2 separate regions of the Homo sapiens genome follow, and region 1 is linked to region 2. A link is an interaction called in ENCODE POLR2A ChIA-PET data of the cell type or tissue named here. Cell type or tissue: A673. All regions are shown on one strand. Links, peaks and the distances in the headings refer to the core of each region. The heading gives the core; the rest is flanking DNA. Region 1 overlaps ZNF143 (zinc finger protein 143). Region 2 holds the start of SNORA23 (small nucleolar RNA, H/ACA box 23).

Region 1 (15,362 bases), core at 6,846-14,845, 56 kb before region 2:
CCTCCCGAGTAGCTGGGATTACAGGCACCTGCCACTGCGCCCGGCTAATTTTGTATTTTTAGTAGAAAGGGTTTCACCATGTTGGTCAGGCTGTTCTTGAACTCCTGACCTCAGGTGATCCACCCGCCTCGGCCTCCCAAAGCACTGGGATTACAGGCATGAGCCACCACGCCCAGCCTTAGCCCAAATATTTAAAAGCCAAATTAACACCAACTTTTGCTAGATTTCAGTGAATTAACAGAGATGTGTGATTACACACATATCTCTCATATAATTAAATGGATTTCATACTTGACAACATATATTCAAATATGTAGAGTACCTACCATGTGCCAGGTAGTATCCTGGACATTAGGAATACAGAGATGAAAAAAACACAGTCCAAGCCCTCAAAAAATTAACAGTCTCTAAAGTCCGCATAGGTTTTTACATGTCTGTGTATGAGTGTGACCAAGTGCCAGTATCTTGATAACTGGGAGAAAACAGTGGCATTTGAATTACACAAAAATATGATCTTAGTATTTAATATCCTAGGTATTCTCATAACTAGATAGAACATTTCTTTTATATATACCTTGAGATGATGAGCTGTTGTATATAATTTTCCACATCCATCATATTCACATCGAAATGCCTTCTCTCCACTCTGTTGAGATTTAGCAGTTACTCTTGTAGCATGTCCTTGTAAAACAATCTAAATAAAACAAATAGTATTACTTAAATTACTTAAGCCAGGCACAGTGGCTCATGCCAGTAATCTTAGCACATGGGGAGGCAGAGGTAGGCGGATCATTTGAGCCCAGGAGTTCAAGAGCAGCCTGGGCAACATGACAAAACCCTGTCTCTATACAACAAAATATTACAAAGTTAGCCAGGTGTAGTGGTGCATCTGTGGTTCCCAGGTACTTGGGAAGCTGAGATGGGAGGATCACCTGAGCCCGGGGAGGTCAAGGCTGCAGTGAGCTGTGATTGTACCATTGCACTCCAGCCTGGGTGGTGGCAGAGTGAGACCTGTCTCAATCAATCAATCAATCAATAATACAGAAATAAAACAGATAAATTATGATTTTCAGAATTAAAAAGACAAAACTGTTATGTGGGTTTCCAATCTCAGGTCATCACTTTATTAGGACTCTTTCAGCCTGAGTCGGTCAGGTTAATTCCATTGCATGGTTGAAGTCAGTGACTCTGAAAGTACAGTAGTCAAAAGGACAGTCACAGAAATACACAGCTGGAGCTCACAGATCTATTCCTACTCTAGAAAAACAACCTAAGTAGCATCTTCACTGGATGCAGGTATTCCTTAATATACTCAAGTGATCCATCTACCTGCCTTTTTTTAGAACCTGTGTCCCAAAAACAATGTCAAAAGTGTTTTCAATTTCAAAAGCAATGAGAAAGGGGTAGGTCATTTCAGTCACCTAAAGGAAACATTACAATCCATATGATACTACTACTCTGTACTTATATTCACTAGAAGATCATTTTTCTGGGATGTAATAACATAAAAATCCAAATGCTGATTTTTAAAGGCTTTTTAAAATAGAAATTAAGGTATCATAAAAATGGAAGAATGACTTTCTACTCTGTGAGCCATGTGGTGACAGTGTTGCAACATCCTATCTCTGCAGACTGTCACACATGGCATATAATTCTGGGTAATGACCTACTACAATTACACACATCCCAGAACGGTAAAGGCAGAGAAAGGAGGAGTTACAGAGGCTAGAATAATGGTGGGGGAGTTGAGAAGTACCCTGCATTAGATGACAAGAATATAGAAAGACTTTGACTTTTCCTTGTAATATAAATCAACTAAAAAACAAGCAGTAGAGATCTCAGTGTAATTGTTAAATTACAAGCTATTTATTTTGTCATCCCCATACTGTATGTTCATTAAATGTTGCAGACCATAATTTTCTGAATAAAGGTAGATCTGTTGATAAAATATTTGTATAAAAGTATGCATAGGCCAGGCGCAGTGGCTCACACCTGTAATCCCAGAACTTTGTGAGGCCGAGGCGGGCGGGTCACAAGGTCAAGAGATCGAGACCATCCTGGCTAACATGGTGAAACCTCATCTCTACTAAAAATACAAAAATTAGCTGGGCATGGTGGTGCGCGTGCCTATAGTCTCAGTTACTCGGGAGGCTGAGGCAGGAGAATCGCTTGAACCTGGGAGGCGGAGGTTACAGAGAGCCGAGATCATGCCACGGCACTCCAGCCTGGAGACAGAGTGAGAATCCGTCTCAAAAAAAAAAAAAAAAAGTAGGCATAATTCCCAATGGGCAAAAAGAAAATGTTTATTATAGACTGAAAAGTGCCTATACAAAGAATAATATAATTCCACATTTTTTCTGGCTAGAAAATTCCATCTCCCTACTTCCATGAGGCCTGTTGTCATCATTCCAAACACAGATGATTCTTCAATTCCTCAGCAAACCTGTGATATATAGCTTATATCACTGGTGTGAAACTTTAATCAACTGTCTTGTTGTAAAGACATTTATGTTTCCTTTTCTTCCCTATTAGTCTATCAGCTACTTGAAGTCAAGAACTGTGTCTTATATGCCTTCATAACTCACAGTGCTAGGTTCACCCTGAAAATGTCACAAGATTTATAAAAGGATTCATACCACTAAAATATATGAACAGAATTACAAGAAATTTTTCTTTTCAGGGGTATTTTTAAAGTTCTAAAATTAAGATTGTGATAATTGTTCAATTTTTTCAATTTACTAAAAACCACTCAGCTGTACACTCTAAATGGGTAAATTTAAAGTGTGTAGGCTGTGCCAGGCGTGGTGGCTCAGACCTGTAATCTCAGCACTTTGGGAGGCCAAGGTGGGTGGATCACCTGAGGTCAAGTTCAAGACCAGCCTGACAAACACAGTGAAACCCTGTCTCTACTAAAAATACAAAATTAGGGCTGGGTGCAGTGGCTCATGACTGTAATCCCAGCACTCTGGGAGGCCAAGGTGGGTGGATCCACCTGAGGACGGAAGTTCGAGACCCGTCTTGCCAACACAGCGAAACCCTGTCTCTACTAAAAATTATAAAAATTAGCCAGGCGCTGTGGCATGTGCTTGTGATTCCAGCTACTAGGGAGGCTGCGGCAGGAGAATTGCTTGAACCCGGGAGGCAGAAGAAGCAGTGAGCCAAGATCACGCCACTGCACTCCAGCCTGGGAAACAGAGCAAGACTCCGTCTCAAAAAAAAAAAAAAAAAAAAAAATTAGCCAGGTGTGGTGGCGAATGCCTGTAATCCCAGCTACTTGGGAGGCAGGAGAATCACTTGAACACAGGAGGCAGAGGTTGCAGTGAGCCAAGATTGTGCCATTGCACTCCAGCCTGGGCAATAAGAGCAAAACTCCATTTTAAACAAACAAATAAATAAATAAATAGTATGTAGGCTGGGCACAGTGGCTCAAGCCTATAATCCCAGCACTTTTGGAGGCCAAGGAAGGCAGATCGTTTGAGATCAGGAGTTCGAGACTAGCCTGGGCAAATGGTGAAACCCCATTTCTACAAAAATGCAAAAACATCAGCTGTGCATGGTGGCACCTGCCTGTAGTTCCAGCTACTCAGAGGACTGAGGTGAGAGGATCGCGCGAGTCCAGGAGGTTAGGCTGCAGCGAGCTGTATTTGTGCCACTGCAACGCATCCTGGGTGACAGAGTGAGACACCTGTCTTTTTTTTTTTTGAGACGGAGTCTCACTCTGTTCCCCAGGCTGGAGTGAGGTGGTGCGATCTCCGCTCACTGTAGCTCCGCCTCCCAAGTTCATGCCATTCTCCTGCCTCAGCCTCCTGAGTAGCTGGGACTAGAGGCGCCCGCCACCATGCCGGGCTAATTTTTTTGTGTGTTTTTAGTAGAGACGGGGTTTCACCGTGTTAGCCAGGATGGTCTTGAACTCCTGACCTCGTGATCCGCCTGCCTCGGCCTCCCAAAGTGCAGGGATTACAGGTGTGAGCCACCGCGCCCAGCCGACACCTGTCTTAATAAACAAAAAAGTAATACAGAAATAAAATAGAAAAAATTACAGTGACAAAGCAAGACCCTGTCTCAAAAACTTAAAAAAAAAAAAGTATGTAAAATGTATCTTTTTCTTGTTTCATTTTAAGAGACTGGAGTCTTGCTATGTTGTCCACACTAGACTCAAGTTCTTGGGTTCAAGGAATCCTCCGTCTCAGCTTCCTGAATAGCTGGGACTACAGGCATGTACCACTGTGCCCAGCTAGTATGTGAAATATATCTTAATAAAACTATAAGAAATGGGAATCAAATATTATTAGAACAAAATTTTCTTAGGCCAAGTGCAGTGGTTCATGCCTACAATTCCAACACTTTAGGAGGCCAAGGTGGGAGGATCGCGTGAGCCCAGGAGTTTGAGACCAGCATGGGAAACATGGGGGGAACCCCATCTCTGCAAAAGATAAAAAAATAGCTGAGTGTGGTGGTATGTACTTGTGGTCCCAGCTACTTGGGAGGCTGAGGTGGGAGGATCACCTGAGCCTGGGAGGTCAAGGCTGCAGTAAGCTATGATCGCCCCACTGCACTCCAGCTTGGGCATCAGAATGAGATCCTGTCTCAAAAAGATCAGTTTCTGTTTATTGCTCATGAAAACAGAAGAGCCTCTATGAACCCTTTAAAAATCAACTATTATTTTAATAACTTCATTTTTTTTTCATGTATTATAACAGCAACACATGTACTCTGGAGGAGTCTGGATACCATAGTGAAGAACAAAAAGTTCTACCAGGCACGGCAGCTCACGTCTGTAATCCCAGCACTTTTGAGAGATTGAAGCAGGTGGATCACTTGAGCCCAGGAGTTGGAAACCAGCCTGGGCAACATGGCAAAACCCCATCTCTACAAAAAAAATATAAAAATTAGCTGGGCATGGTGGTACGTGCCTGTCATCCCAGGCTGTCATCAAGCAGGAGGACTGCTTGAACCCAGGAGGTTGAGGCTGCAGTGAGCCAAGATTGTGCCACTGCCACCCAGCCTGGGTAACAAATGAGACCCTGTCTCAAAAAAAAAAAAAAGCAAAAAAAAAAAAAAAAGCTTAAGTGTGTTATAATTCCACCATCCAGGGAAAATCACTGTTAACTTCTTGGTCTACTTCCATTCAGTATTTTTTATTTTTATTTAATTTAGAGACAGGGTCTCACTCTGTCACTCAGGCTATAGTACAGTCGCACAATCACAGCTCACTGCACCCTCCAACTCCTGGGCTCAAGTGATCCTCTTGCCTCAGCCTCCCACGTAGTTAGGACAACAGGTGAGTACCACCACACTCAGCTTGTTTTTAAAAAAAAAATTGTAGAAATGGAGTCTTGTCATGTTGTCTAGGCTGGTCTTGAATTCCTGGCCTCAAGCAATCCTCCTGCCTCAGCCTCCCAAAGTGTTTGGATTACAGGTGTGAGCCACCATGCCCAGCCCAGTGTTTTTTAAATACATATACAAGTGTAGAGTTTTATTTTAGTAGAATTGGCATCAAGCTTTATATGATTTGTAAAGGCAGATTTCAATTGAAGACTCCAAATTAAGAGAAAAGGACTCTTCTTCCTATTCTCTTCCCCTCCTTTCTAACAGCACTATGAAATGAAAGTGCTTACCAGCTTTCCACATCTGCCAAACTAAGCCCAGCTGCTCACACCTTCAGACTAGGTAGCGGCAGCAAATAACTCCAGAGAGACTCATATCTGAATCTTTTCTGTTATTCTATTGCTTCCTCCTAGGCCAATTTATTAGGAGCTTCGATTCTGGTATGAAACATATACCAGGAATTTGGCATCTAATTTAGTTAAGCCAACGAAACAATGTTGAATTCCTAACCAATGATGAGTATTGGACATTTTTTCCAAAAATGTACTTGTTTTTGCTCCCATTCTTAATGTCTATAGTGGAGACTTTAAGAACTTAGGGTAGTAAAATAAGGGTCAGAAAATTCAGTTTAGGGAGAACTACTGAGGTCTCTGAATGTGTGCCTGTGGGGTGGGGACATGGGTGACAACAGCAAGGTTTCTTATTTCTAAGCCAGCTGAAGTCACTAGCATTTGGCATGCTAAGAGAATTATAAGTAAGGGCAGTGTCCAACAGAATTATTTCCACTAGTATCTAATTACTCAAAACAGACCTCTCTTAAAGGCATTCTCACAAAGTACAGTAGGATGAATACCTGTACAAACACCCAACTAACAAAAGGAACCTCTGGAAAGAAAACTACAAAAATAGCAATGACCTACAGTATACAGTAGTTGGAAAAATAAAAGGCCAGGGAGACACAGTCAAAAAGCCATTCTGGCTTTTACCTCAATGCATAGAGTATTTGGGTGTGATAGGATTCCCTCCCCTTGTATTGGAAATGTTTCCTTGCAAAGATCTTTATCTCCAATCTAGGCTAACATTTACCTTCTCAATTCCCAAATAAATCTTTTTTTTTTCTATTTGGAACCTGCTTTGCACTACTACCTTCTTATTCTATTTCCAATTAACTACCCTTTATACCTATCCCTCCATCATAACTCCCTACCACTTCCTATCACAACATTCTAAAATAATAAATATTTAATAAATGATTGGCAAAATACCTACTTTCTAAAATGATAAATAAAATACTGTTCCTGCCTTTGTAGGGCTCTCAGTCTAGCTAGTAAAACTGTGCTATTAATGAAGGATTATAATAGAATATAATAATTGTTATCACAGGAGTCTATGAAAAGATCTAACAGGGCAAAATGCAAAAGTAGGGAGATGTAGGTTAGGGCAAGCTGTCTAGGGGTGAAATTTGAAGACTGAAGAAGAGGACTGGGGAGTGCTGTCTAGGCAGAAGGAATAGTATGGTCAAAGGTTTGGAGTGTTATCTAGAAGAAGTGGAAACAACATGAGAGTATTATGTTTACATAATAGAATGAGTTTCATGAAAATGAAAGTGTAGGACCAAGTTTGTGAAAAGCAATAAATACTACCCTGAACAGCAAGCCTAGACAATGAAAGCCAAAGGAAGGTATTAAAATATTTTAAGTAAGGGACAAGCCAAGATCACCTCTGTGTTTTATTCTAATTAGTTAATTAATTAATTTTTTTCAAGACAGGGTCTCGTTCTGTTGCCCACAATGGAGTGCAGTGGTGCAATCTCAGGTCACTGTAACCTCCGCCTCACAAGTTGAAGCAATTCTTGTGTCTCAGCCTCCCCAACGGCTGGGACTACAGGTATGTGCCACCATGCCTGGCTATCTGCGTTTTAGAAAGAGAACTACAGTAATAGCGGGGAACAGACTGAAAAGACAAATGAGGTAGGGAGCCCAAAAGAAGTTTGTATAATCATAAATATGCAGGAAAGAAGTCATAAAAACAAACCTAGGATAATGACTGTGGAATAGAAAGCAATAGCTGATTCTACAGATGTTTTAGGGGAAAAAATGGACAGAATCCAAAACTCAAAAGCTAAATTAAAAGACCAAAACTATAACAGGTATTTCAGGGTTATGCAGCATGAGATATGTGCAGTCTCTGTCAAAGAAACAGCAATCTGATATGTCATCACAAGTGAAAACTCTCAAGGGCAATTTTGAAGCTAACACCAGTGAAATACTAATCAGCTTCTAAAAACCATGTATAGAAAATGACTTCACTGGTATTTAAACTTAATGTATGTTCTGAGAATTAAGACATAACCTTGGCCGGGCGTGGTGGCTCACACAGTGGCTCCCAGCACTCTGGGAGGCCGAGGCAGGCGGATCATGAGGTCAGGAGATCGAGACCATCCTGGCTAACACGGTGAAACCCCATCTCTACTAAAAATACAAAAAATTAGCCAGGTGTGGTGGTGGGCGCCTGTAGTCCCAGCTACTCAGGATGCTGAGGCAGGAGAAGCATGAACCCGGGAGGCGGAGCTTGCAGTGAGCTGAGATCATGCCCCTGCACTCCAGCCTGGGCAATAGAGCGAGACTCCGTCTCAAAACAAACAAACAAACAAAAAGACATAACCTTAGCTCTGCCATAAACTCACCATGTAACGTTGTGCAAGATACATAGGGCCTATCTGCCTGTCTATAAAGGACATACTGTGGCCAGGTGCTGTGGCTCACGCCTGTAATCTCAGCACTTTGGGAGGCCAAGGCAGGCAGATCACTTGAGGTCAGGAGTTCGAGACCAGCCTGGCCAACATGGTGACACCCCATCTCTATTAAAAATACAAAAATTAGCCAGGCGTGGTAGCAGGCACCTGTATTCCCAGCTACTCGGGAGGCTGAGGCAGGAGAATTGCTTGAACCTGGGAGGTGGAGGTAGCAGTGAGCCAAGATCACGCCATTGCACTCCAGCCTGGGTGACAAGAGTGAAACTCCGTCTCAAAAAAAAAAAAAAAGGGCCAGGTGCAGTGGCTCACGCCTGTAATCCCAGCACTTTGGGAGGCTGAGGCAGGTGGATCACGAGGTCAGGAGATCAAGACCATCCTGGCTAACACAGTGAAACCCTATCTCTATTAAAAATACAAAAAATTAGCCAGGCGTGGTGGCGGGTGCCTGTAGTCCCAGCTACTCGGGAGGCTGAGGAAGGAGAATCGCTTGAACCCGGGTGGCAAAGGCTGCAGTGAGCCGAGATTACACCACTGCACTCCAGCCTGGGTGACAGAGTGAGACTCTGTCTCAGGGAAAAAAAAACAAAACAAAACACATTGTTCTAAGTCAATAATGTTTTTTCTTTTCTGAAGGAGTCAAACGTCTTTCGCAGATAAAATCTTACATGGCATTCTACTGTGTAAAACACACAGAAAAAGGAACTGGAGCTGCTGGCCTTGGCAGATGAGGGTGGATCAGAGATCTGCTAGTCCCTGACAGGATTCCTGATACCTCAAAAAACAGGGCTTTTATATATATATAATATATATAATATATTATATATATAATATATATAATATATATTATATATATAATATATTATATATATTATATATATAATATATTATATATAATATATATATAATATATATATAATATAATTAGCGCCTAGGACCATTATATTCTAAGGAGGTGCAAATTCCAGAGGTAGATACAAGACTGGAGCTAAGATTAAATTCCAAGGTGACCTCATAATAAAGAGGCTAACTGACATTTATTGAGCAGTTGCATTTATGTGATGCACTGTGGTGGCTGCTTTACGTACACTGTCTAATTGGCCCCCATGGCTATCCAATGAATTCAATATCAACTATGATTTACAAATAGAAAAAATGAGACTCAGAGGGGCTTAGTAATGTAACTTGCCCATGGTCAAAAGCTGGGAAGTGAGATTTGAAGGAGTTTGGCTCTAGAGCTCAAGCTATTAACCAACCAGGTTTCAGGATGCTGTAGTCCAGTGGAACCTAACTGGCAGAGCTTCTGTAATTATAGAGTGAGAGACTCAGTAGGGTTGAGGATAAACATTGCATTGTATTGTCTGGTTTAGTACTTATAATCCCATTTACTGTAACGGCCTAATGCACATGGCAGCTATAACTTACAATCTGGTGTTTGTTAACTTGTATGATGTAAATAATCTATATTCTTGGGGGAGGATAAAATAAAAACAACTTGAATTTTTAAAAATGTATTCTCTTTGAAGAAAGGAAACAATCCTAGAAGTGTGGCACCAGAGGAATTTTTAAAGAACCATGAGACACATCAGCACTGCCAGGAAGATTAAGAAACAAAAACAAGGCCAGGCACGGTGGCTCCTGCCTATAATCTTTGGGAGGCCAAGCCAGGTGGATCACTTGAGGGCAGGAGTTCAGACCAGCCTGGCCAACATGGCAAAACCTTGTCTCTACTAAAAATACAAAAACTAGCTGGGCATGGTGGTATAAGCCTGTAATTCCAGCTACTTGGGAGGCTGAGGCATGAGAATCACTTGAATCTGGGAGGCAGAGGTTGCAATGAGCCAAGATTGTGCCACTGTACTCCAGCCTGGGTGACATAGCGAGACTTCTCAAAAAAAAAAAAAAAAAAAAAGAGAGAGAGAAAAAAACAACAACAAAGCAGATTTCTAACAATAATTACTATCAGGCAGTAGATCCCTCACTTTTTATTTTTACTAATCTATACTATTTGGATTTTCTAAACATAAACATGATTACTTTTATATTTAAAAATATGTAAAATAGATACGTAGAGTAAGATTACGGGTCATTTTGGGTTTTCTTCTTTGTACTTTACCTGAATTAAAAAAAACACTAAAAATATTATCTTAAAAAATCTTTGGCGGCCGGGCGCGGTGGGTCACGCCTGTAATCCTAGCACTTTGGAAGGCCGAGGCAGGCAGATCACGAGGTCAGGAGATGGAGACCATCCTGGCTAACACAGTGAAACCCTGTCTCTACTAAAAATACAAAAAATTAGCCGGGCGTGGTGGCGGGCGCCTGTAGTCCCAGCTATGCAGGAGGCTGAAGCAGGAGAATGGCGTGAACCCGGGAGGTGGAGCTTGCAGTGAGCCAAGATCGCGCCACTGCACTCCAGCCTGGGCGACAGAGCTAGACTCCGTCTCAAAAAAAAAAAAAAATCTTTGGCCAGGTGCGGTGGCTCACGCCTGTAATCCTAGTGCTTTGGGAGGCTGAGGTGGGTGGATCACTGGAGGTCAGGAGTTCAACTGGGAGGTGGAGGTTACAGTGAGCCAAGATCAGGCCATTGCACTTCAGCTTGGGCGACAGAGTGAGACTCCATCTCAAAAAACAAAAAATAAACAAAAAAAAAAAAACACCAAACTTTTGCCCCTAAGATAACCATGGATCTAATTAATACCTTTCTTTTAGAGGTAGAAAAAAAGAGACTTAGAAAAGCAAGGTTCAGGCTGGGCACGGTGACTCACGCCTGAAATCCCAGCACTTTGGGAGGCCGAGGCAGGTGGATCACTTGAGGTCAGGAGTTTGTGATCAGCCTGGCCAACAAGGTGAAATATAAAAAACATTTTTTTAAATATTTCTTTAACAAAAATATAAAAAATTAGCCGGGCATGGTGGCACGCTCCTGTGATACCAGCTACTCAGGAGGCTGAGGCAGGTGAATCAGTTAAACCCAGGAGGCAGTGGCTGCAGTGAGCTGAGATCAGGCCACTGCACTCCAGCCTGGGCAACAAAGCAAGACCCTGTCTCAAAAAACAAAAACCACAAAAAACCAAGTACTAGGTTCTCAACCTTAAATACGGTAATTAATCATTTTAGAGAATGGTGAAGTCATGAACTTCTGATCCAGCACTAATGAAGAGAAATATAATAAGTCACAAGTGCAAGCCACATATGTGATTAAAAATTTACTGAGCTGGGTGTGGTGGCTCACGCCTGTAATCCCAGCACTTTGGGAGGCTGAGGCGGGCGGATCACGAGGTCAAGAGATTCAGACCATCCTAGCCAACATGGTGAAACCCCCTCTCTACTGAAAATACAAACGTCAGCTGTGCATGGTAGCATGTGCCTGTAGTCCCAGCTACTCGTGAGGCTGAAGCAGGAGAATCCGCTGAACCCAGGAGACGGAGGTCACAGTGAGCTGAGATCATGCCACTGCACTCCAGCCTGGTGACAGAGTGAGACTCCATCTCAAAAAAAAAAAAAAAAAAGAATTCCGGCCGGGCAAATTGGTTCACACCTATAATCCCAGGACTTTGGAATGTCAAGGCAGGAGGATAACTTGAACCAACACTGCACCATTGCACTCCAGCCTAAGCGACAGAGCAAGACTCAGTCTCAAAAAATAAATAAATAAATAAAATAGGGGTCAGGCATGGTGGCTCACACCTGTGGTCCCAGCACTTTGGGAGGCCAAGTGGGCGGATCACAATGTCAGGAGTTCGAGACCAGCCTGGCCAGCATGGTAAAACCCTGTCTCTACTAAAAATACAAAAAATTAGACAGGCACGGTGGCATGTGCCTGCAGTCTCAGCTACTCGGGAGGCTGAGCAGGAGAACTGCTTGAACTGAGCAGGTGGAGGTTGTAGTGAGCTGAGATCGCGCCACTGCACTCCAGTCTGGGTGACAGAGCGAGATGCCGTCTCCAAAAAAAAAAAAAAAAAAAAAAAAAAGGCATGTTGGCTCACACCTGTAATCCCAGCATTTTCAGAGGCTGAGGTGGGTTGATCACTGGAGGTCAGGAGTTCGAGACCAACCTGGTCAACATGACGAAACCTCATCTCTACTAAAAATACAAAAATTAGCTGGGTGTGGTGGTGCATGCCTGTAATCCCAGCTATTCGGGAGGCTGAGGCAAGAGAATCATTTGAACCCAGCAGGTGGAGGTTGCAGTCAGCCAAAATCACATCACTGCACTCCACCCTGGGCAAGAGAGTAAGACTCCATCTCAAAATACATAAATAAATATAATAATAAAATAAAACAAAAAATCTCTAGTAACCAATTGAAAAAAATTAAAAGAAACAGGTGAAATTAATAGTAATTATTTTGTTTAACACAATATGTCCAAAATATCATTTCAACGTTATCAATATAAGAAATTATTGATATTTTACATTATTTTTATCGTACTATGTCTTCAAAATCCACTTACAGCACATCTCAATTTGGACTAGTCATATTTCAAGTGCTTAACAGCCACATATGGCTAGTGGCAACCGTATTGGACATTGCAGATCTAGTCTGTAAGGAAGAGGTACAAAAGGCAAAGGAGAAAAAAGCTACAGTAAAAAAAAAAAAAAAAGAATCCCATTCAGTAGTCTTCTATTTGTCTACTGGTACCAATACCAAATGGTAATATGTCTACAGATAAAGAGTAATGGGATTTTTTGGCCGGGTGCGCTGGCTCACGCCTATAATCCCAGCACTATGGGAGGCCGAGGTGGGCGGATCATGAGGTCAGGAGATCGAGACCATCCTGGCTAACACAGTGAAACCCCATCTGTACTAAAAATACAAAAAATTAGCCAGGCATGGTGGCGGGCACCTGTAGTCCCAGCTACTCCAGACGCTGAGGCAGGAGAATGGCGTGAACCCGGGAGACGGAGCTTACAGTGAGCCGAGATCGAGCCACTGCACTCCAGCCTGGGCGACAGAGCGAGACACCGTCTTAAAAAAAAAAAAGAGTTGGGGCCGGGTACAGTAGCTCACGCCTGTAATCCCAGCACTTTGGGAAGCCAAGGCAGGCAGATCATGAGGTCAGGAGATCGAGACCATCCTGGCTAACATGGTGAAACCCTGCCTCTACTAAAAATACAAAAAATTAGCCGGGCGTGGTGGCGGGCGCCTGTAGTCCCAGCTACTCGGGAGGCTGAGGCAGGAGAATGGCGTGAACCCGGGAGGCAGAGCTTGCAGTGAGCCAAGATCGAGCCACTGCACTCCAGCCTGGGCGACAGAGTGAGACTCCACCTCAAAAAAAAAAAAAAGAGTAATGGGTTTTTTTAATGACATTTTGCCTCAGCAGTTCTGAATTCCTAGTTACGTTTTGAGTTCTGAAATTTTTTTTTTTTTTTTTGAGACAGTCTCACTCTGTTGCCCAGGCTGGGGTGCAGTGGCACAATCTTGGCTCATTGCAACCCCCACCTCCCAGGTTCAAGCGATTCTCCTGCCTCAGCTTCCCAAGTAGCTGGGATTATAGGCGCACACCACCACACCCAACTAATTCTTGTATTTTTAGTAGAGATGGGGTTTTGCCATGTTGGCCAGGTTGGTCTCAGACTCCTGACCTCAGGTGATCCACCTGCCTCGGCCTCCCAAAGTGCTAGGATTACAGGCGTGAGTCACTGGACCCAGCCTACAACTGCTTTTCTTTAAAATATTCTATTATTTTAAAATGTACTTGTCAGTTACCAATAAGACAGAGAACTTATTGGGCCACTCCAACACTCCAAGCCACTGACCTATAACTCCCGCACATATTTACCCTGTGTTTGCATCTTAGTAGAGGTTGACTTAGGTGGATTTGACATAGAACTGTATAAAAAATACTGAAGTCTCATTTTTTGGGAGGTGGGGGAGAACAGGGTCTTGCTCTGTTGCTTAGGCTGGAGTGCAGTGGCACAATCAGCTCACTATAACTTCAAACCACGGGCTCAAGGGATCCTCCTGCCCTCGCCTCCCAAACAGCTGTGACTACAAATGTGTGCCACCATGCCTTGCTAATTTTGTAATTTTTTGTAGAGATGGAGTCTCACTTTGTTGCCCGGGCTGGTCTCAAACTTCTGGGTTCAAGCAATCTTCCCACCTCAGCCTCTCAAAGTATTGTGATTACAGGTGTGAGCCACCACACCTGCCTTAAAGTCTCATTTCATTCACAAAATATGAATATGAATTGAGACCTGAAAATTTTGCTACGAATCACACAGCATCAAAGCTGATGGGCTTAGTGAACTGAAAACTGTGTTTATTCTATTGCCACTTTGTAGCATCACTTCAGCTGGTAAACAGAAATATTGGCTATTCAGCAACGCGTAGAAGCATAATATTTCTTTTTCTTTTTTCTTTTTTTTTTTTTTGAGACAGTTTCGTTCTTGTTGCCCAGGCTGGAGTGCAACAGCGCGATCTTGGCTCACTGCAACCTCTGCCTCCTGGGTTCAAGCGATTCTCCTGCCTCAGCCTCCTGAGTAGCTAGGATTATAGGCACTAGCCACCACACCTGGCTAATTTTTTGTATTTTTAGTAGAGGCAGGGTTTCACCATGTTGGCCAAGTTGGTCTCAAACTCCTGACCTCAAGTCATCCATCCGCCTCAGCCTCCCAAAGTGCTGGGATTACAGGCATGAGCCACCACGCCCGGCCAGAACCATATTTCTACAAGTGATTTCAGTGATTCCTGTTATTTTATCACTTACTATTAATATAAATGTAAAATCTTCTTGATAACCCCTAACAGTATCACTCAATGTCACTAAGTGGTCATGTTAATGCTCAAGGTTATAAATGTGACCCTGAGTAGTAACTTTAGGAGTTAAATATAATAAAACTCTGAAGAATGAAAAAAAAACTACTATAAAGGAACAGTCAACAAAATATTAGAGAAAATTGCTGAGAAAATAAAGAGCAGCATTAAAGCAGGAATGTACTACAATGATTATACAAGCTCCAAGCATACCCTCCACACGAACATCCCAACACAAAAACAATTCTTGAATAACATAAGTTTTGAATTTTTGATTGTAGGAGATATGCAAGAATGCACCTGGGACTACTTTGTACTTACTACAAAACTTTTAGAAGCACTGGTGCTCTGGGCTGTTACTTAGGTAAGGGGCAGCCAATGACTGGACCCAGGGTGAACATTTGAACCACGGGAAGCCAGCCCACAGGCCACCTGCAGACCAGGAAGCAGTCTGGTAGAAAAAGTATAAACAGCTTTGTCCAAGATTAACTAGGCTGGACTCTCCCTTCAGAAGTTGAAAAGGAAA
Region 2 (15,362 bases), core at 4,763-12,762:
CGGTTGTGGTGGTGTATACCTGTAATCCCAGCTACTTGGGAGGCTGAGGCAGGAGAACTGCTTGAATCTGGTTGCAGTCAGCAGAGAATGTGCCACTGCACTCCAGTCTGGGCAACAGAGCAAGACTCTCACTCAAAAAAAACAAAAAACAAAAAACAAACAAAACAAAACAAACAAACAAAAAAACTGACCATGGATATTTAATTACTAAAGCTATCCAAAAAATCTTAAGCAAAAGTTTACCTTTCATGATAACAAAGTAGCCATAAAACTTAGTCCAATTCCTGTACATTAAACATATGATCATTATTATATATTAGTTACATTTTGAACTAAAAATATTAGTTGTCTAGATGTCTCAATAAACAAAAACATACAGAATATGCAACAAATGCCAAAAAATGAAGAAAGAAAGTGGAAGGAAAAGATTACCCCTCTGAACTACAAATCATTATTAGCTTCACTGACCTGGTCAATGCCACGCCCTTTGCACTGCAGAATGATGACCTCTAACAATTTTGCTGCATGACACTCTGCATCTTCTCCTGCAACTCCTGTAAGAACCTGATCAAAACAGAATATAAATTGCAGTAAGGCTTTATCCTTTAAATCAGGTATCTAAATCAAGGAAACAATTTCCTACCCTGTGTACAGGCTCTGAGTATTACTTGAGGTACCCTAATTAATATGAATAACTGCAATGTTCATTGCACAGATGAAAGACTAAAGGATCTGGATAGCTGTGAGGATCTGGAGCTGTCTGCCTCCTATCTTTCATAGTCTAGCCCTCTGGCATCTTGGTCTTTGTGATCAAAGCACCTATCCTGTAGTGCCATTCTGGATTACAGCAAGTTGACAACCACTAACTTCTCATACACAGGTGGTAGCTAAAACACCTAACCTTTCTCACGTAAAGAACTACAAAAAGCTAAGATGTTGACATTTCTAGGAAACCCTTTTCTCTTTAAAAAAGAAAACAACAATAACACAAAAAACCAGTAGGGGAGAGAGGAACGGAGGGAGGAAGAGGCAGCCTGTTGAGGGCAAATGTTGCCCTATAAACTCCAGACAAGAAATGAACATGGACTTGAAGGCTAGTGAAAACTAGATGAGTATAAACATATGAATAAGTGTTCAGGAATAGAAATGTAGATAGTATAGGTATATCTCTGCTCCCAGAATATTAATATAAATAATATAATTGGCAGTAAAAAATGACTAACATAACTAGATGATTATGTGTGACTTCGTGTTCAGAAAGGAAAGAGATGAGTGAAAGAAATCTAAAAACTTCATGGAGCAAATCATTTTCTAACGACCTACAACAGACATTGCTAGAAATTAAAATGCTTCCAATTACACTGACTTTGATATTGATGGACTCCAGTTTATTTGTTTCCCCAACCAAACAAAAGGGGGACATTCATTTCCTATTGCTTGTTGTAAACCTATAGCTGCTAACCTTTTCCTTTATAAAACATCTCTATCCATTCCTAATCCTTTCAAAAATCTCTCAAGTTCTTGACTCTTTCCTTCTTTTGATTCCATAAGACTATGTTAGTTAAACTCCGGGCACTCTAAAATTCAAAAACAAATTCCAAGTGTCAGAGGGCACACAAAAGACATATATTTATCAAAACTGTGGCATCTAGGGACCAATGACTTTTAACTTTTAAAGCCCTTAATTCTGTCAGATCCATGTTTACATGTTTATTACTACAATGTGGTATCACATGAGTTTTCACAATTTCATACATTTTATAGCAGAAGCCTCATGAAATCTGATATATAAAAATGACCTACCTTTTTGCACATACTGTATATCATTTCAAGATACTTGGTGTCAGACAGAAGTGTGTCTGTATCAACTGTTACATAATTATGAAGGAGGGGCATCATATCTGTATTAATAAAAAACATCGGTTACACATCTTTAGTAACACAAATGCTTTCTTTGCTTTTGAAAAATTTCCTTAGAAAAAGGCAAATCTATGAGATCATTTTGTCTCTAACATTCACCTTTTTTTGGGGGGAGGGGGGACACTCTCACTCTGTTGCTCAGGATGGAGTGCCCAATACAGTGGTGTGATTAAAACTCACTGTAACACCAAAATCCTGGACTCAGGTGATCCTCCCACCTCAGCCACCCAGGTAGCTGGGACTATAGGCACACGCCACCTCGCCTGATTAATTTTTAAAAGTTTTTTTTAGAGACAGGGTCTAATAGCCCAGGCTGGTTGAGAACTCCCGGACTGAAGTGCTTTCCCACCTTCCCAAAGTGCTAGGATTACAGGTGTGATCCACTAAGCCTGGCCTTAACATTTAGTTTTAATTAAAACATATTCATTTATAATTAAATGCAGAAATGAACCTATTATTAAAGTGATTTTCTTTGTACTTAAACATAAAAATTATAGACACATTTTTACATTTATATGGAGAAGATTACAAGGGGGTGTGTGGGTATGTATCTGTGTTAACAAAGAATAAGCCTAAAATAACTAAATTATATAGCAGAAATCAATATCATGCATCACCACTGAGAGCATTAACTTCTACTGATAATTGTTCCGAACAGTGAAGCAGTCTGAACATTCAAAAGTGTACGTTCAGGCCAGGCGCAGTGGCTCATGCCTGTAATCCCAGCACTTTGGGAGGCTGAGGTGGGCGGATCACCTCAGGTCGGGAGTTCGAGACCAGTCTGACCAACATGGAGAAACTCTGTCTCTACTAAAAATACAAAATTAGCCGGGCATGGTGGCGCATGCCTGTAATCCCAGCTACTTGGGAGGCTGAGGCAGGAGAATCACTTGAACCCAGGAGGCATAGGTTGCGATGAGCTGAGATCGCACCATTGCACTCCAGCCTGGGCAACAAGAGCAAAATTCCGACTCAAAAAAAAAAAAAAAAAGTGTATGTTCAAATGATAAGCTACAAATAAATCAAAGCAGGGAAAACCCTCAGTATTTCCATGCTGCTTTGACTCACCTGTAAAGTAATCAAAGCCATCTTGCTGAAAGACTTCAAATACAAGGGGTAGTAGCTGCCACATCTGTGGAGACACTTGTTGACATGTCAAACTGTGCGCTAAAGAGAAGATCTCCTCATAGAATTCTAAAAGAGAATACTAAGTCATTAGGAAAATGCTTGCTCATGTGAAATAGCACTAAATTCTTAGCACAATCAGAGGTATAATACCTAAGACATGCTGTTGTAAAACAGTACCAATGACCTGTAAGCAGATTCCCTCAAGCTGTTGGGTTATCTAAAAGAGAAGAAAAAAAATCATATGCAGTTACAGCCTACTAAATGACTTAGTAAGACAACGCATATTATAATTCAGTACACTTAAATATAAAGTCAATATTGTGAAAAAAATAAGTCTTTGTTTTAAAATGACTTACACATTATGAAATTGTGATCTCAGATAAAAATAGAATGAAATACCATTACAATGAGAAAAACACAAGGAATGGCTAGCTTAATTTACCTAAAAAGGAAAAAACAACATTCTCGAAAAATGCAAACAACTATGAAAATAAAGGAGTTGGCCGGGCGCGGTGGCTCACGCCTGTAATCCCAGCACTTTGGGAAGCCAAGGTGGGTGGATCACCTGAGGTCAGGAGTTTGCAACCAGCCTGGCCAGCATGGTGAAACCCCGTCTCTACTAAAAATACAAAAAATTAGCCAGGCATGGTGGCGGGTGCCTGTAATCCCAGCTACTTGGGAAGCTGAGGCAGGAGAATTGCTTGAACCCAGGAGGTGGAGGTTGCAGTGAGCCGAGCGCCATTGCAGTCCAGCCTGGGCAACAAGACCAAAACTCCATCTCAAAAAAAAAAAAAAAACCATTTGGAAGATAGCCCATCTGTTATGTGCAAATAGAGATTAATTCAGCTCAATGTAATTGAAAAGTCACCGTCAATGACTCACAGAGAAATTATCCGAAGGAAGGCATTATTGCTACGAATCTCAATAATCCTTAAGTCACCTTAGTTTTTCAAATTTTATTAGATATAGTGAACCATGGAATGTGAACTCAGCCCCCAACTCAAGACTGACAAGAAATACAAATTCCTCTATAATTGTCTAGATAGTCCTAAATTAGATCCCAAATCCCTGAGGGCCATAAGAATGTTAAGGGGAGGAAGGGTAAAATAATATCCACTAATCAGATATAAAAGCAAGACATCCATTTCAAATATACAGAACTTAATACATTTACAATTCCTAAAATAGAATAAACAATTAATCTGTTAAAACATAAAGCACCTATAGGATTGGTCATGGCTTCTGCTTATATTCAATTATAAGGCAGAATACAAAAACAGTTTACGTGGCTGGCGTGGTGGCTCACGCCTGTAATTTCTGCACTTTGGGAGGTCAAGGGAGGCGGATCACTTGAGGTCAGGAGTTCCAGACCTGCCGGCCAACATGGTGAAACCCTGTCTCTACTAAAAATAGAAAAATTAGCTGGGCATGGTGGTGCGCGCCTGCACTCCCAGTTACTCAGGAGGCTGAGGCAGGAGAATCACTTGAACCTGGGAGGCAGAGGTTGCGGTGAGCCAAGATGGCGCCACTGCACTCCTGCCTAGGCAACAAAGGGAGACTCTGTCTCAAAAAAAAAAAAAAAAAAGTTTAGTGAAAAACCTCATGCTGCAAAAGGCAACTTGCAGAAAACATGTAATTTACGGATAAGAGATACATTACAAGCATCTGCATTGGAATTATAAACACCAAATTCATGACAGTGTTACTTCTATGGGAAGAAAGGAAGTAGGGAAAAGGGGTTAGGAAGTGGTCCCCTGAGGGCTTTCAACTGCATCTATCTCAAATTGTTTTTTCTTTCTTTCTTTCTTTTCTGACACAGTGTCTCACTCTGTCGCCCAGGCTGGAGTGCAGTGGCGCGATCTATGCTCACTGCAGCGTCTGCCTCTCGGGTTCAAGTGATTCTCCTGCCTCAGCCTCCCAAGTAGCTGGGATTACAGGCGCCCGCCACCATGCCCAGCTAATTTTTGTATTTTTAGTAGAGACAGGGGTTTCACCACGTTGGCTAGGCTGGTCTCGAACTCCTGACCTCAGGTGATCTGCCCACCTCGGCCTCTCAAAGTGCTGGGATTACAGGCATGAGCCACTATGCCTGGCCGCCCAATAATGGATTTTTTAAAAAATGGAGTTATTTAAAACATACAGAAAAGAGTAAATAATAAGAAAACTATAACCAAAACTTCTTAATCACCTAAACTTTATTACATTCTTAACACTTAGAATATTTCCATTATGTTAAGAAAAACAATTTCAGGGTCAGGTGCAGTGACCATTGCAATCCAGCTTGGGTGACAGAGTGAGACTCCATCTCAAAAAAAAAAAAATCCATTATTACAATTCTTACTTTTCCAAAAGACAACTAGAAAAGAAGAAAACTAGGAAGATGGTAGTGATGGTTGCATAACAATGTGAATATACTTAATATTAGTGAACTATATACTTAAAAATGGTTAGGATTGTAAATTTTATGCTATGTGTATAACCAAAATTTTTCAAAGAAAAAGAAAACTAAGAAAAATATTTTTGTTTTTCTGGGAACCACCATATTTCTGGATCTGAGAAAACATAACGAGGAGCCAAAATCCTGAGCCCTAAGATGGTAAAACAAATACCTGCTTCCTATTCCTTCTACTAATACTTTAGAACTTAAAATATAATGTACCAATCTTATCTTTATAAAAGGGAAAATGGCAAAAACATGGTACATGAGATGCCAGAGAGATATTAGAGCCCTCTAAAAAGCATAAAATGGCTTGAAAAACTGCAACACTAGATCATCTTCTTACCTCTTTATGATCTTCAACTACACTAAGAAGTGTATCAATTGTATTCAGAATTCCCATAGCAGTAACTGCTTTGTCATCACTACCTTCTTCATCTGGCCCCGTCTGGATTACTTGGTTAAATGTCATTGCCTAGATTCAAGAGAATATAACTCAAGTTTGTCACTGAAGCATTATAAATATGTTTTGGTCTAAGACTTTTAATTCTTAGAACGTTCTCATTGGGATACCACAACAAATCAATGTCTCCAAATTGATTAATGATAATAAAGAGCTTAAGCTCTATAATCAAATAGTCTGCTCATTGGGTGACCTTAAACAAGCTACTTGACTTCTCTTGACCTTTTCTGCATGCCACTTCGGGGATTTCATAGACACCGTACGAGGACTAAATGAGGCAAGGTATAAAAAGTACTTAATATTATGAATAGTTTTCATTAATATTACTGGTTAACACTTGACAATGTCCAAATAAAAGTATATTTAATCATCAAGGGGGTCACTGATTTATCTTTTGTAAAATTCAATCGATTATTTTGAGCATTCCAGGGCACTATGCAGATAGTCATGCTGCAGCCCGAGGTAGTAGTTAAGAACAAGTACCATGAAGGCCCATATATAAATCCCAACCGCACCCTGCCTAGCTTAGGCAATAAACCATTTTATACCTCATATTTTCTCCGTAAAACAGGAATAATTCTGACACATGATTGTGTTAGAATTAAGTAAGTTAAGTATCTGTCAAGGGCTTTACGTGCTACACAGTAATGTCTGTGAAATATCTACTATAAGGCAGGGGTCCCCAGTCTCCAGGCAGTGGACTGGTACCGGTCCATGGCCTGTTAGGAGCAGTAGATAAGTGGTAGGTGAGTGAGCATTACTGCCGGAAATTCTCACAGGAGCGTGAACCCTACTGTGAAATGTGCATTCAAGGATCTAGGTTGCACACCCCTTATGAGAAACCATTGCCTGTCTGATAAGAGGTGGAACAGTTTCATCCCAAAGCCATCTCCCCCGGACCATCTGTGGAAAAATTATCTTCCATGAAACCGATCCCAGGTGCCAAAAAGGTTGACTGCTATAAGGTAAGGCAAGCCACTGGTGACACAACCTGGAACATACTGAGAGCTACATTAAAATGCTTGCAAATATGGTAGGTTCAAACAACATACCAAATGTTGTGTCATTTCTACTGCAATAGGAGTAACTTCTTCACTATATTCACAGATCATTTTCTGAATTACATTGGTAAGGTCATCATTTTCTGTTTCTCTTATAATGTGAAGAAGAGCCTGCATTACAGGTCTGATGAATGGTGTGATATATTCTTTAGCTGTAAGAGAAAGAGTAAAAAACTTGCGTAAAACCCCTAAAACTTCTTAAAACCTGATATAACAAATATCGATGAGTTTTTTAAAAAAGTACTTTCACATAAAAAGGAAGTATGCCAAGTTTCTAGGATTATGGCTTTTTACAATTAATATATATATATATATTTTATAAGAGGCAGGGTTTTGATCTGTTGCCCAGGCTGGAGGGTAGTGGCAATCGTAGCACACTGCAGCCTCGAACCGTCGGGCTCTAGTGATCCTGCTGCCTCAGACTCCCAAGTAGCTGGCACTACAGGTACATGCCACTATGTCCAGTTAATTTTTAAAAATTTTTTTTGTAGAGATGTTGCCCAGGCTGGTCTTGAACACCTGGCTTCAAGCGCTCTTCCCACCTAAGCCTACCGAAGTGCTAAGATTACAGGTGTGACCTACCGCACCTGGCCAACATTCACTTTTCTTGACATACAAAAATCCTTTACCTTTTTCTTGATTGCTGATCAATACTTGAAGGGCAATGGCAGCTTCCACTTTCACAGGCATTTCTCTATCATCAATCAGACATCTTCTTGTTAGCTCTAAGGCTGTTTGAAGGTTCTGATCACTTTTGAACTTCACTTCACAAAAATAGTGAAGTACCCAGCAAGCCTTTTGTAAAAACACAGTGAGTTACTGTAGATACCTTACCTTAAATTCCCCCAAGCTAATCTCTATTCCCTGAGTTCTGTGTGTGGGAATTTGGAGGCTGGCCAGTGGTAGATGTGTCCAGAGACAACACTAGACCAGTACTATGATCCCAAGTTACTCTTTGGCCGCATGATGTTTGTGTGGATAGCAAGATCTGAATGAAAAACACAGACAGACACTGCTACCAGACACAGATGAAACCTATGCACACATTACAGCAGCCATGTAAAGATTTACATTAAACAGAAACCTAAAATAAGACACAGGCTTCAAAGTGAACATTTAAAAGTTTCAATATAAAAGTCCACAGAGTCATTCATTACAAGACAAAAGTATATAAATAATGCAGCTTTAAAACATACCCTTGCTCTCATGTAGCCTAGTTCACTGCTGAAGAGAGGGAATACATGATTCTGCAACATGTATTCCATCTGATCTTTATAGATCTTTTTCTGTAAATATAAACAACAGTTATTTTGATACAGTTCCAAATATAATCATCTCAATTTCCAAACAGATATAACACTATTAAAAATGACTATTAATGTTACATATATTTATTCTCATTCTTTGAACCCCAGAATCCACAACCAATTTTCGTATTCCAGAACTTCACCACCAAAAACCACTAAACACATTTTCACGTTTTTATATTCCTTGATTAGAAAGCCATTATGCCAAATCTTACCAGCAATAGTGTTCGAATGATGTAAGTTTGGTTAATTTTATCTGTTACTATGAAACTTTTATAAGGAAAAAACTTGTCTGATAAAGTTTCTGGCTGAAAATAACATAACCTGAGAAAAATCCTGCTTTCAAACGAATAAACTGGCTATCTAAAAAGGCACACTCTTTTTTTTTTCTTTTTTTTTGAGACGGAGTCTTGCTGTGTTGCCCAGGCTGGAGTGCAGTGGCACAATTTCGGCTCACTGCAATGTCCACCTCCCAGATTCAAGTGATTCTCTAAAAAGGCACTCTCAGTATTCAAAGTGAGTATTTTCTAAGTGGAAAGAAGCTTTTTAGAAGAGTTCCTTAAACTGCACATTAAATCAACATTAAAAACATAAGACACTTATATATCAACACTTACATAATCAGACATGACAACTTAATGCAATGTGAGACCCTAGACTGGGTCATGGAACAGAAAAAAGGACATAGTGGGAAATCTTGTGAAACTTTAAAAAGGTCCATGGATTAGTTGATAGTAGCATACCAAAATCAACTTCATGTTTTTGATAACTTTGCCTACCTATGTAAGGTATTACCACTAAGTGAAGCTGAGTGAAAGGTAAGAATAGATAAACTTGAATTTGCCAAGAGAACTCACTAATTCTCAGCCTTCTATGCCACAAATGATTAGAATGTCTTTAATACATACTTTATAAACAAAGAGAAGGATGGGTGAACAGGTATAGAAAAGATGAAAGACGGCCGGGTGCAGTGATTCACGCCTGTAATCCCAGCATTTTGGGAAGCCGAGGCGGGTGGATCACCTGAGGTCAGGAGTTCGAGACCAGCCAGGCCAACATGGTGAAACCCCATCTCTACTGAAAATACAAAAATTAGCTGGTGTGGTGGCAGGTGTCTGCAGTCCCAGCTACTCGGGAGGCTGAGGCAGGAGAATCGCTTGAACTCAGGAGGTGGAGGTTGTAGTAAGCAGAGATCACGCCACTGCACTCCAACCTGTATAACAGAACGAGGCTCCATTTCCAAAAAACGAAAAGATAAAAGACACAATGACTAAATATTCTGTGAGTACTTAGTGCCTGGCTTTAGAATGTAAAGATTTCTAACAACTCAATTATAAAAAGACAAATAACCCAATTAAAAATGGGCAAGGGCCAGGCACAGTGGCTCACGCCTGTAATCCTGGCACTTTGGGAGGCTGAGGCAGGCGGATCACCTGAAGCCAGGAGTTTGAGACCAGCCTGGCCAACATGGCAAAACCCCATCTCTACTAAAAATACAAAAATTAGGCTGGGGGCAGGCACCTGAGGCATGAGAATCACTTGAACCCGGAAGGTAGAGGTTGCAGTGAGTCGAGATTGCGCCACTGCACTCCAGCATATGGCGGGGGGGCGGGGAGGCGGAAATCTCAGCTACTTGGGAGGCTGAGGCAGGAGAATCACTTTAATGTGGGAGACTGGTGGCTGCAGCGAGCCAAGATCTCACCACTGCACTCCAGCCTGGGTGACAGAGCAAGACTCCATCTCAAAAAATAAAAAGAAAAAAAACAAAGGCAAGCAATTTTTTTGGGGCAAGGAATTTGAATAGATATTCTCTAAAGAAAATATACAAACGGATAGTAAGCACATGAAAAATTTCAAAGCCACAAAGACATAATGCTTCACGTTCACTAGGATGGCTATAATCAAAATATACTGCTGGCAGAAATATAAAATGGTATAGCTACGTTGGAAAATGGGTTCTGCGGTGTCTCAAATTATGACAAGCAATTCATACTCCTAGGTATATACCCATGAAAAATGAAAACGTATGTCCACATAAAAATTTAAACATGAATGTTCACAGCAACATTTGTAAGCAGCCAGAAAGTAGAAACAACTAATGAATGAGTAAATAAAATGTGGTATATTAATATAATGAAATATAATTTGGCAACAAAAAGGAAAAAGTACTGAAACCTGCTATAACACAGATAATCCTTGAAAACATTACACTAAATGAAAGAAGTCACCCACAAAGAGCTACGTATTATATGATTCCATTTATATAAAATGTCCACAATAAACAAATCCATAGAAAAAATGTGGACTATAGGTAGCCTAGGGTTGGGAGATTTGGGGTGATATGTGGAGTGACTGCTAATGTATACAGAGTTCCTTCTGGGGGTGATAGTTATACAACTGTGAATAAACTAAAAACCACTGAGTTGTACACTCCATAAGGTTGTTATTTTTTATTTTTTTATTTTTTTTTGAGACGGAGTCTCTGTCGCCTGGACTGGAGCATGGAGTGCAGTGGCATGACCTCGGCTCACTGCAGCCTCCGCCTCCCAAGTTCAAGTGATTCTCCTGCCTCAGCCTCCTAAGTAGCTGGGATTACAGGTGCCCACCACCATGCCCAGCTGATTTTTTTTTTTTTTTTTGGAGACAGAGTCTCACTCTGTCGCCCAGGCTGGATTGCAGTGGCGTGATCTCGGCTCACTGCAAACTCCACGTCCCGGGTTCAAGCCATTCTCCTGCCTCAGCCTCCTGAGTAGCTGGGACTACAGGCGCCAGCCACCATGCCCGGCTAATTTTTTATTTTTATTTTTAGTAGAGACGGGGTTTCACTGTGTTAGCCAGGATGGTCTCGATCTCCTGACCTCATGATCCACCCACCTCGGTCTCCCAAAATGCTGGGATTACAGGCGTGAGCCATCACGCCCGGCGGATTTTTGTATTTTTAGTAGAGACGGGGTTTCACCATGTTGGCCAGGCTGGTCTTCAACTGCTGACCTCAGGTGATCCCCCCGCCCTGGCCTCCCAAATAGCTGGGATTACAGGCATAAGCCACCACACCCGGCCTATTTTTTATCCTTATAGAGATGGGGGTATCACTATGTTGCCCAGGCTGTTCTCAAACTCCTGGGCTCAGGCAATCTGCCTGCCTCAGCATCCCGAAAGTGCTGGGATTATAGAAGTGAGCCACTGTGCCTGGCTGGCTATTTATTTTTTAAAACTACTTGCATAGTCATGCACATACAAACACACTAAAGAATACCTTCAGAAGTATTTCAGCTAAAGAGCCAATCATATGCAGGGCTCCATCTTTTTTTCGAGGGTCAGCATTTGGTTCTGTAAGAATCTGGTAACAAAATCCCATAGTCTTTTGCAGTACCTAGATTAAAAGAGAAAAGTATTGTTACTGAATAGGCCAACAGTCCTTAAAAAACATACTAACAAAATGACTCACATGACTAACATTTAAAAAGTGTATAGTTGAATAAATTTTAAATAATACAGAAAAGTTATCTAAACATTAAATAAGCCTACCTCTTTCCTCTTACTACAGGCTGTAAACAAAAGTGTCTGGGCAGCAGTGGTAGGAGAAATGAAATCTTCAAACACATCTAGAGAACAAGTTTAAAATTAAGACAATAAACATTAATTTCTTCAACAAAGCATTAAAAAACATGCTTAATCTTTACATAAGGTATGAAAATGATCCCAGATCCCTTTATAATTTTGCAAAAGCAGAATTCAATGTCTTTTCTGTACAAATTGAATGCTTTTGTTTGTTTTGAGATGGAGTCTCGCTCTGTCACTCAGGCTGGAGTGCAGTGGGCGATCTCGGCTCATTGTAACCTCCATCTCCCAGGTTCAAGCAATTCTCCTGCCTCAGCCTCCCAAGTAGCTGGTTTACAGGTGCCTGCCACCACGCCCGGCTAATTTTTGTATTTTTAGTAGAGATGGGGTTTCACTATATTGGTCAGGCTGGTCTCAAACTCCTGACCTCAAACGATCTGCCTGCCTCGGCCTCCCAACACGTTGGGATTTACAGGCCTTAGCCACCGCACCTGGCCTGTGAAAATTAAATGTTAATCCATGAATTCCTCCTAATAGCTTTCATTTTTATTTATTAACTCAGAACTCAGCAGTTTAAATCGTATGTATGAAACACTACTGATGTGAGAATTTTCACAACAGGGTCACAAAAGTACAAGCTGCAAAAAGCACAAATGACTTGGTAAGAATAAGGACCAATATTCAACATTATTAGCCAAATTACAATTCTTTAGTTCTGTGCAAGGACTTCATGTGACACCAGCTTCCTAGATGTGTTTTCTCATTTCCCACTCATATGATGGCTAACATAAGATCCAAAAGTATAGTTAAGACATTTAGTGTTGAGGTGTAATCTTGAATATCTAACAGTTTTGGTATTCAGTAATAAAAACTTAACAGTATTGAATTTGTGTCTGCCAAAAATAAGATTATCATTATCAAATGTCATAATTAATAAATAGCCCCAAAAAGGACTACACAAGGGATCAATTACATTAAAACAACAAAGAAGATACATAATACCCCCTAGGTTGGCTACATGCAATCACTGTAATCTTAATTACTGACATTTTTTGTTTCTAAAAACGTGAAAATTCCTTACCAAACTTCATGCGTATATATTCGTAAGGGTCTTCTTGCCAAAGTTCCTCATCAGCATCTGTATAGCACATCAATGGAAAAATAACATCTTGGATAATGCCCTGCAATTTAAAAGTTAAGAAAACAATAACCATCAGTTTTCAAATTTAAACCTTCAAATTTCCTTTAAGTATTAAAACCAAAGTAACACTATATGTATTTTAAAGCTTAATATCAAACGTTAGTAATGCATTTAATGTGTTCTAAGATCAACTATCAAACTACATGTACTTCCCCTTTCTGTAACAAGTAACTTTAAGATATATGTGTACAAAGGTCGCAATTAAGTATTCTAAATATATATAGTCTATAAAATTCTACAGCTCTAAATAAAGCACATAAATTATTCATAGAAATAGCAGGTAAGTCATTTATACTAGAAATGAATCTGGTGAGATAAAGTCCCTTGGCTACTCCAAATTACATGATAAAATATAATCATAGTCCAATATTAAGAACTTAAATTGCAAGTTTGAAGACAACAGTTTTGGATTAAAAGATAAGTTGAATATTCACAAGATACCTCTCATAACTTTATGTCACTGTCTTATCTCCTTTTTCTGCTATACTCTCAAAACAATCACCAGAAGTAGTCTAAGTAACACAACTCAACAAACATGCAATTTTTCAACCTTTATGGCAATTGATGTCATTTCTATTATATTTACTATAAAAACATTTCAGATAAAAATTATTACTTGTATATGGGGCTTCAGATTCTTCCAGGTGAGAGCATGAGAAACTCCTTGATTAATATAATTTAATGTCTGTTGTAAAACTCGAGGAGCCATATATTGCTTCTCCTTGTACTGATATAACACCTTCAATAAAACCTTGGAAAAAAATTTTCGATCACAAATCAATGTTCAAATAGAAATTTCAACCACTTACAAGCCAGTAAAAACAGTTAACACATATTTTAATGACAAGCTCATCATCAAGAAAAACAACCGTATACTTTGAAAAATAATTTAACTCATTTCTGATTAAGAATGAAAAGAAGAGAAAACTATATACTATCTTCGTTTTTCTGGGGTTTTTTTTGTTGTTGTTGTTAGAGACAGTGTCTCACTACGTTGCCCCGGCTGGTCTCTAACTCCTGGCCTCAAGCGATTCTCCCATCTCAGCCTCCCAAAGTGCTGGGATTACAGGTGTAAGTCACCACACCTAACCCATTTGCTACCTATTGAAAAACCACAGTATTGGGAGAAAACCCTATCTTGTTAAAGCCATCTTCTGGGAAAACCTTACCCAAAGCAGTCAACTGCCTATTTAGCATCTGTCAATAGTTCTAACTCTACTTCATGTTTCAGAACACTGACACACAAAATGTGGTCCACAAACCTCTAGTGGTCCCCAAGACTATTTCAGAGGATCTACTAGTTTAAAGCTACTTTCATAATGATATTGTCTTTTTTTAAAAAAAAAAACAAAACTGTGTTTTGAGTAAATGAGTATTTGCACCAATGGTACAAAACCATGGTGTTAAATGTTCTGATGCCTTATTTGAATCAAGAGTATGATATTAAATTCACAGTATTTTTATTTATTTATTTATTTGTTTATTTATTTATTTATTTGAGATGGAGTTTTGCTCAATGGTGCAATCTCGGCCCACCGCAAACTCCGCCTCCTGGGTTCAAGTGATTCTCCTGCCTCAGCCTCCCGAGTAGCTGGGATTACAGACATGCACCACCACACCTGGCTGATTTTGTATTTTTAGTACAGACAGGATTTCTCCATGTTGGTCAGGCTGGTCTCGAACTCCTGGCCTCAGGTGATCTGCCTGCCATGGCCTTCCAAAGTGCTGGGATTATAGGCGTGAGCCACCGCGCCCGGCCAAGTCACTGTATTCTTTACAGCCATATTCTTATAGAACAAGTTTTCTTTTTTTTGAGACGGAGTCTTGCTCTGTCGCCCAGGCTGGAATGCAGTGGCAGGATCTCTGCGCACCGCAAGCTGCACCCCCCAGGTTCACGCCATTCTCTTGCCTCAGCCTCCCAAGCAGCTGGGAATACAGGCGCCCGCCACCACGCCCGGCTACATTTTTGAATTTTTAGTAGAAATGGGGTTTCACTGTGTTAGCCAGGATGGTCTTGATCTCCTGACCTCGTGATCCGCCCGCCTTGGCCTCCCAAAGTGCTGGGATTACAGGCGTGAGCAACTGCGCCCAGCCTTAGAACAAGTTTTTCTTAAGAATTTTTTTTTTTTGAGATGGAGTCTTGCTCTGTAACCCAGGCTGGAGTGCAGTGGCGTGATCTCAGCCCACTGCAACCTCTGCCTCCTGGGTTCAAGCCATTCTCCTGCCTCAGCCTCCCCAATAGCTGGGATTACAGGCACGCACCACCACGCCCAGCTAATTTTTG

The links. Peaks named below come from ENCODE experiments on the same cell type or tissue, not always from the same donor. Only the 100,000 strongest peaks of a DNase experiment are listed, where the experiment ranks them.
Region 1: POLR2A ChIA-PET joins it to region 2 with 11 read pairs; 8 of 35 experiments call an interaction of 5 or more read pairs at or near these places.

The regions. Positions count from the first base shown.
Region 1 is chr11:9,479,978-9,495,339 of GRCh38, reverse strand. It overlaps ZNF143 (zinc finger protein 143), which reads right to left. Exons shown (of 16, transcript NM_003442.6): 8 at 575-694. Among named protein-coding and RNA genes, the nearest start is that of ZNF143, 27 kb to the right of the region's middle. In A673, for the core only: no CTCF peak of the experiment used is centred there; no DNase peak of the experiment used is centred there; H3K27ac peaks cover 810 bases.
Region 2 is chr11:9,421,473-9,436,834 of GRCh38, reverse strand. It overlaps IPO7 (importin 7), which reads right to left. Exons shown (of 25, transcript NM_006391.3): 9 at 13,695-13,829; 10 at 12,959-13,058; 11 at 11,845-11,921; 12 at 11,573-11,689; 13 at 8,206-8,295; 14 at 7,639-7,804; 15 at 7,001-7,161; 16 at 5,832-5,960; 17 at 3,199-3,265; 18 at 2,989-3,114; 19 at 1,804-1,901; 20 at 469-564. SNORA23 (small nucleolar RNA, H/ACA box 23) reads right to left here and starts at 8,069; the gene lies at 7,881-8,069. RefSeq lists a silencer at 7,819-8,113. In A673, for the core only: no CTCF peak of the experiment used is centred there; no DNase peak of the experiment used is centred there.